2 separate regions of the Mus musculus genome follow, and region 1 is linked to region 2. Evidence: chromatin contacts called from ENCODE Hi-C or POLR2A ChIA-PET data. All regions are on one chromosome and are shown on one strand. Each heading gives the region's core, a stretch centred on a gene start or an enhancer-like site at or near the end of the contact. The rest is flanking DNA. Distances are from core to core; before and after follow the strand shown.

Region 1 (3,169 bases), core at 644-3,143, 56 kb after region 2:
TGGCAGGGGGCTTGGGTACCCAGTGATCTAGCCTGGCTTAAGGGAGAACTGTGTTCAGGCATCAAACATCTTTAATCTTCCAGAACTAAAGTCCAGCCACCCCAAGAGTGGTGGGTCTTCTGCAAGAAGGCAAACTAAACCCCAGATCCAGAAGGGGCAACATTCACCACACACAGGGACCTGGCCTTTGAGTTCCTCTTGGACCCCTGGGCTCCCCAGAATGGAAACTCCCTTGATGAGTCTCCCCGGCCCCAGGGAGAACTGAGAAGGCAGTGTAGCCCTAGAGGGCCTGAGCCAGGCTCTATGAAGCGTGCAGCTAGCCCATTCTCTCAACCAAGATGCCAGTGGCTGGCCTGCTGTGGATGCTGGGGATGAAGACCTTCACTGCCCAGGGTGACATGGGACAGAAGAGCACACCGGTCACTATGGGGCAGACTGGCTTTGAGCCCCGACCTGCAATCAAGTCCTTGATGCAATTTAGGCCAGTGTCCCCATAATGAGGAGGTGGCCATGTCCCTAAGTCCCATCATGAATTAGAGGCCATTAAGGATGGAAGAGGGAACAAAGCTGCTAGCTGGCAAGGTGGGCCACTGGGTCTCCCCGGGCCAGGGTTGGGACAGCAAATGTTGACCCAGAGCCTCTGGTTGCTAGGTGCCCAGGCCTGGACCAAGGACATCAGGTGTAACTTCGGCTCTAGGAGGTGGCTGAAGTCACCTGGCTGATATCCTGTTCCAGCCGCTGACCAGCTTGCCGAAGGCCATCGAACTTCTGTCTCAGAGCTTCCCCCGCCTGCCGCAGCCTCTCATTCATAGCCACGTAGGCCCGGCTCTGTTGGTAGATCTGCTCCTGCTGGATCTCAGAGTCCTCAGCCCTTGGGGATGGGTCTGGGGGGTCTGAAGAGAAGAAACAGTGTCACCATCCCCAGGCCTGACATCCACCAACCCAGAGGCAAGAGGATCAGTGGTTCAAGGTCATCCTTGGCTACATGGTGAGTTCGAGGCCAGCCTGGGCTATATAGGCCTATTAGGCACTAGAAAACAAGACTCAGTTTCAGGTTTTGGTGTCATGGAGAGGACAGGACACCTCCAGCCACCCTGGCCTGCCGTTCTACCCAGGACTGCCTGGATTCCTGGATCCTAGGCCAGGAGTCGCAGATATGGCCCCTGCAAGTACTCTGGCCCCCCATTAATTTGTAGGAGCAGCTGGCCACGCCCCTCTGAGACAAGGTCTTGAACTCACAGCAATCCTCTTGCCCTAGACCCGGGTTGGCAGCACTTTCAACTTTTTTTTGTTTTTGTTTTTCGAGACAAGGTTTCTCTGTGTAGCCCTGGCTGTCCTGGAACTCAGTCTGTAGACCAGGCTGGCCTCGAACTCAAAAATCCGCCTGCCTCTGCCTCCCAAGAGTTCGGAGCACTTTCAATTTTATTTCTGATGATCTTTCTTTGCAGGGGAAGAGAAGGGCAGGGACAAAAAAGATTCGTCCCTGCAGTCGGTTTGCTCCCCACTCGGGAGTCTCACGTTCTCCTACCTTCCGGGGCCAGGGCAGTGAAAACAGGATCTTGAGCGGGTGCCCCTCGCACGTCCTCCAGGATCTGCTCCACCGTGGGAGGCGCGGGGCGAGTGGGCAGTACCACGCGTTTCTTCGCCTTGGAGTTCATCTTGTAGGTGGAGCGCGCGCTAACTGGGGGTCCACTTTCGGCTCGGCCCGCCCACCTCGCGAACTCCTACGCACCCCTTACAGACCTGCGCCGAGGTCCCTACCCCGTCTCGCTTTCCCTCCTCCCGGAACCTCGGAGTTTGGCTCGATCTCCGCGCCAGTTTGCTCTTGGAACACCCCGCTGCCTATCTTCGTTCCAAGAACCTAGGCGGCCGCCACCGCTTCCGCTTCCTGCTTGAACGCCACTACGTTCCGGCACTTCCGGTCCACTCCAGCGCCACGCCTCGCGAAACCCCTCCCCCGTCTTAAAGAGCCCTAAGCCTAGATGCTCCTAGTTGCTATCCAGTAAGATCAGAAGGAACTCTGCCCTCCTTCACCGCGTGTGGTGGGAGGAAAGGGGTGAACGTGATTTCGAGAGTAATCAGTGTACAACCATTGCCAGGTACACAGTGGGCGCTCAATAAATGCTGGATGGAACCTAGCCACAGGCTTTGCTTCCTTGTGGTAGACCTTTAACTCAGTACTTTAATCTCAGTACTGTGAGGCAGAGGCAGGCAGACCTCTGTGAGTTCAAGATCATCTTGGTCAATATGGGGAATCCCAGAACAGCCAGGACTACACAGTGAGACCCTGTCTCAAAAGAGCAGTGGGAAAGCCGGGCAGTGGTGGCGCACGCCTTTAATCCCAGCACTCGGGAGGCAGAGGCAGGTAGATTTTTGAGGCCAGCCTGGTCTACAAAGTGAGTTCCAGGACAGCCAGGGCTAAACAGAGAAATCCTGTCTCGAAAAACCAAAAAAAAAAAAAAAAAAAAAAAAAAACCAGTGGGGGATGGGGGAGCGAGCTAGCTTCCTGTTCATGGCTGTATGGTAATTCAGCACTTGGCAGATCTGGGCTCAGAGCAGTCTTCCTCTGTGGGTCCTTATTCCTCCAGGGGCCCACCCTACCCTCAAGGACACCATAAACTCGACATCTTCTGTTTAACTTTTATTTGGCAACTATGAGGTTAGACATGGGGCTATGGATGGCTTGGAGACAGGGAAGGGGCAGATGATTGGTGGCTGTGGTCTGACCTCTTGCCCACTGTACCTGCTCCAAAATGAGTAAGGACACATCTCTTCCACTGGGAGCAGCTGAGGCTGAGCGGTGGGCTGTCACCTGACCCATGCAGCTGCTCTGCCCTGGCCTTCTGGGGCAGGCTTCTCTTCCAGCCTGAGAGCAGGACCTTGGGGTACCGGCCTTCTGTCCTGACAGCCAGGCATCTCTGGCTCTCCAGCCTCCAGGGATCTGTGCATGCATGGTTTTGGGCACTGGGGTATCTAGCCTGGGGCAGGTGGGCCTTCCTCAAGCCGAGGGGCCTCCCAAAGGCCCTGGCCAGCAGAGCCAGCACCATGGCCCAAGACTGGTAGCTGGGGGGCCACCAGAGGTGGCAAGCCTTGGAGGGGCTCTGGAGCTCTCCCAACACAAGGGACAGGGGACAGGCAGTGTAGTCGCTGCTCAGGCTGCTGCAGCAGG
Region 2 (3,359 bases), core at 629-3,128:
CAATGTGTACTGCTATGCCCGGTTTCTGCAGCTCATGAAGGGTCTTGGGCATTGTGCCTGCCAGGAGAGCACTTCCCCCACTGAATTCTAGGTCCACTGCGCCACTCCTCTGAGTGGCCTTCTGATGATCTCATGTGGTCTAATTAAAGCAGAAAATGGGTAGCTTTGTCATCTCAGCACTCCAGAGTCAGCGACAGCAAGATCTCTATGAGTTCCAGGACAATTGGGGCTACATAGGAAGACTCTGTCTCCAAACAAAAGCTTTGGACTGTTTTTTATAATCTGAGCTGTTATACCCAGCACAGAAATGAATTGTTGCTTGTTATACTTTGCTGTTATTATATTATGTTCTACTGACATAGAGACTAGGACCCAGGTCACTCTCAAATTCAAAGTCGTCGTCTTCTTCTTCTTCTTCTTCTTCTTCTTCTTCTTCTTCTTCTTCTTCTTCTTCTTCTTCTTCTTCTTCTTCTCCTCCTCCTTCTTCTCCTCCTCCTTCTCCTCCTCCTTTTCCTCCTCCTCCTTCTCTTCTTTTTCTTCTTCTCCTTCTCCTTCTCCTTTTAGACAGGGTTTCTCTGTGTAGTCCTGGCTGTCCTGGAACTCACTCTGTATATTAGCTGTACTTAATTCACAGAGATCAGCCTGTCTCTGCCTCCCAAGTGCTGGGTTTAAAAGTGTGCACCAATACTGCCCTGCTTCAGGCTTTGTTTGTTTGCTTGTATGTATGTTTTGGTTTTTGTTTGAGAAAGTCTTGTGTACCTCAGCTGGCTTCTAGTTCACTATATAGCTGACCAAGGGAGGCTGACCTTGAATTCCCAGTCTTCCTCTCCAACCTGAGCGCTGGGATGACAGGTTTGCACTGCCATGACTGTTTTAAGTAGTCTGGGGATGGAACCCAGCTCTTTAGCCTAGAAAGATGCTCAACAAACTGAGCCATTACATCGTTTTATTCACTTACTTATTATGTTGTTGTTGTTGTTGTTGTTGTTGTTATTATTATTATTATTATTATTATTATTATTGTTTGTTTTGTTTTCTCGAGACAGGGTTTCTCTGTGTAGCCCTGCCTGTCCTGGGACTCACTCTGTAGACCAGGCTGGCCTTGAACTCAGAAATCCACCTGCCTCTGCCTCCCAAATGCTGGGTTTAAAGGTGTGCGCCACCACTGCCCAGCTTTATATACCTTTTTGAGACAGGGAACTGGTTATGAGAGGAAAGGCAGATTATCCAAGTGAGAAGTCAGCTGCAGACAATAGATAGTAGTAAGAGTGTGGCTGTCCATGTTAGTGGTACTAGGGACAATGTTTTTTTGTTTTTACTTTTTCTTAGTAACTATTGAACTTGGTTAATTTTTACTTTGAACCCAATCGAGCCTTAACTGAATGACCTTGGACAGGTGAGTCAGCCTTTGTGACCCAGTGTATCATCTGCGAAAAAGGAAGAGCGGGAGGTGACACAGTTCAGAGCATGAACGTGCAGCCTGCTTTATGCACCGGCCTCTGAGGGGCATCTTAGACTTTTTCCCCTCGCAAGCCCCCACGCAAGACCAAGATTCGCGAGTGGATAAAGGGGAACCCGCGTCTGCGCCTGCGCGCGCCATGAACGCCCGGCGCCGCATGCACGCGTACGCACGCACGTGGCTGTCTCCCTCCGCGCGCCTTCTGAAGGCCAGATAATGCAGAGGACTGCATTTCCCAGAAGGATTAGATTCGACAGGGCGGAAACGCATGTCTCGGTTGTCCGTGTTGCGCAGGCGCAGAGCTCTGCGTCCCTCTCGCAAGCGGGCACGCACGCGCGGCGCGCCCCTGGCCCCGCCCCCGGAGGCCCCGTGCGGGAGCGCGCCCGGGCGTGCGCAGGGCGGAGGCGCGGAGGCGCGGGGACGCGCAGCGACCGTTGGCGCGGAGGGAGGAGGCTCAGCGCCGCCGCCGTTGCGCAGATCCGGGCCGCGGCTGCGGGGAGGGACGAGCGGTGACCTTCCGGAGGAGCGGGGCGCAGCGGGCCGGGACGGGGCGCCATGAACAGCGCGGGCGCCGACGAAATCGGGTGAGGCTGTGGAGCCGGGCCAGGCCCAGAGCGAGGGAGGCCGGGGTGCCGGACCGGCCGGGCCGGGACTTTAGAGGAGAGCCGGGGTGCTGGGGGGTCGCCCCAAAGGCAGCCCATGGGTAACTGAAGGGACCCAAGGTGATAACTCACGAGCCAGAGAAACCCTAAATGAAGGTTCACGGGTCAGGGGCATCCCATAGGATAACTCACCGGACTGAGAGACCCTGAAATGATAAATCAGGGTGTTGAAGACCCTTAAGTGGATCCTTGAAGTCAGGAAGGTAATGTAGGATAATTAGGGGTGCTGAGAGATCTCTCATAGATTCTAAGTACCAGGGAGATTACAAAAATGGACCAGGGTCCTTGTGAACCCTAAGTATTAGAATGGTGAAACTGAGGGATCTCCAAAGAATAGATTATAGAGCAGAGAGACCCCATAGAGTTGCTCTGGGGAGTTGAATTCTAAAAGCTAGATCACAGGTAATGGAAACCCTGTAAAATAGATTAAGGATGCTGAGACACCCTAAAGAATACATAGGTCAAATAAATTAGGTTATGGGTGCCGAGGAACCCCAAAGTATAGATTACAACTCAGAGAGACCGCATGGGATAACGCGGGGATCTGAGAGGTACCCCGAAAGATTAGGGTGCTGGGGTTATCTAGTAAAAGCGCAGGGATGAGGAGATCACAAAGAACAGATCAGGATGTTGGAGCTTCCTAAGTGGAGTTTGGGGTCAAGGAGTCTTCAAATGATAATTTTGGAGGTTGTGGGATTCTCCAGATTTCAGGAATTAAGGTGACCATCAAATCAGGAGACTGAGGGACACTAAAGGATAGTTCAGATGTTAGAGGGACCCTAAGTAGAGCCTGGGTGTCGGGGAGACGCCCCCCTCTGATAAAATTAAAGGAATTTGGGAACACTGAAAAGTTGGTGTCGGGAGACCCCAAAAGATAACTCAAGGTGCTGAGTCCTTCACAGGAGTTAGAAGAGGACCCCAGAGCTGGGCGGTGATGGCGCACGCCTTTAATCCCAGCACTTGGGAAGCAGAGGCAGGTGGATTTCTGAGTTCGAGGCCAGTCTGGTCTACAAAGTGAGTTCCAGGACAGCCAGGGCTACACAGAGAAACCCTGTCTCGAAAAACAAAAAAAGAAGAAGAAGGAGAAGGAGAAGGAAGAGGACTCCAAAAGAGAGCTGGAGGGTTATGTGGATAAGGTGGTTGGGAAGGCCCTATAGAATAAGGGTTTGAAGGACCCTCCCAAAGGCTATATTAAGGTATAGGGGACCCCTGAGGTTGAGCTGTGAGGTCGGGAGATA

The links. Hi-C counts contacts between places; a loop is a spot of excess contacts on that map. ChIA-PET counts read pairs that join two places held with the same protein, here RNA polymerase II (POLR2A).
Region 1: a map of v-Abl transformed pro-B cells shows a loop between it and region 2 (1.9-fold over the local background). The contact joins the promoter of 2310011J03Rik here to the promoter of Dazap1 in region 2. A Hi-C loop is called at or near these places in 1 of 37 maps with a recorded cell type or tissue (v-Abl transformed pro-B cells). POLR2A ChIA-PET finds 5 or more read pairs at or near these places in 4 of 5 experiments (Patski and embryonic stem cell).

Annotation. Positions count from the first base shown.
Region 1 is chr10:80,318,655-80,321,823 of GRCm38, forward strand. 2310011J03Rik (RIKEN cDNA 2310011J03 gene) reads right to left here and starts at 1,894. Exons shown (of 2, transcript NM_025521.3): 1 at 1,529-1,894; 2 at 1-893. The coding sequence starts at 1,658. The coding sequence ends at 694. It overlaps Pcsk4 (proprotein convertase subtilisin/kexin type 4), which reads right to left. Exons shown (of 15, transcript NM_008793.2): 15 at 2,629-3,169. The coding sequence ends at 3,152.
Region 2 is chr10:80,263,136-80,266,494 of GRCm38, forward strand. It overlaps Dazap1 (DAZ associated protein 1), which reads left to right and starts at 1,879. Exons shown (of 12, transcript NM_133188.3): 1 at 1,879-2,043. The coding sequence starts at 2,015.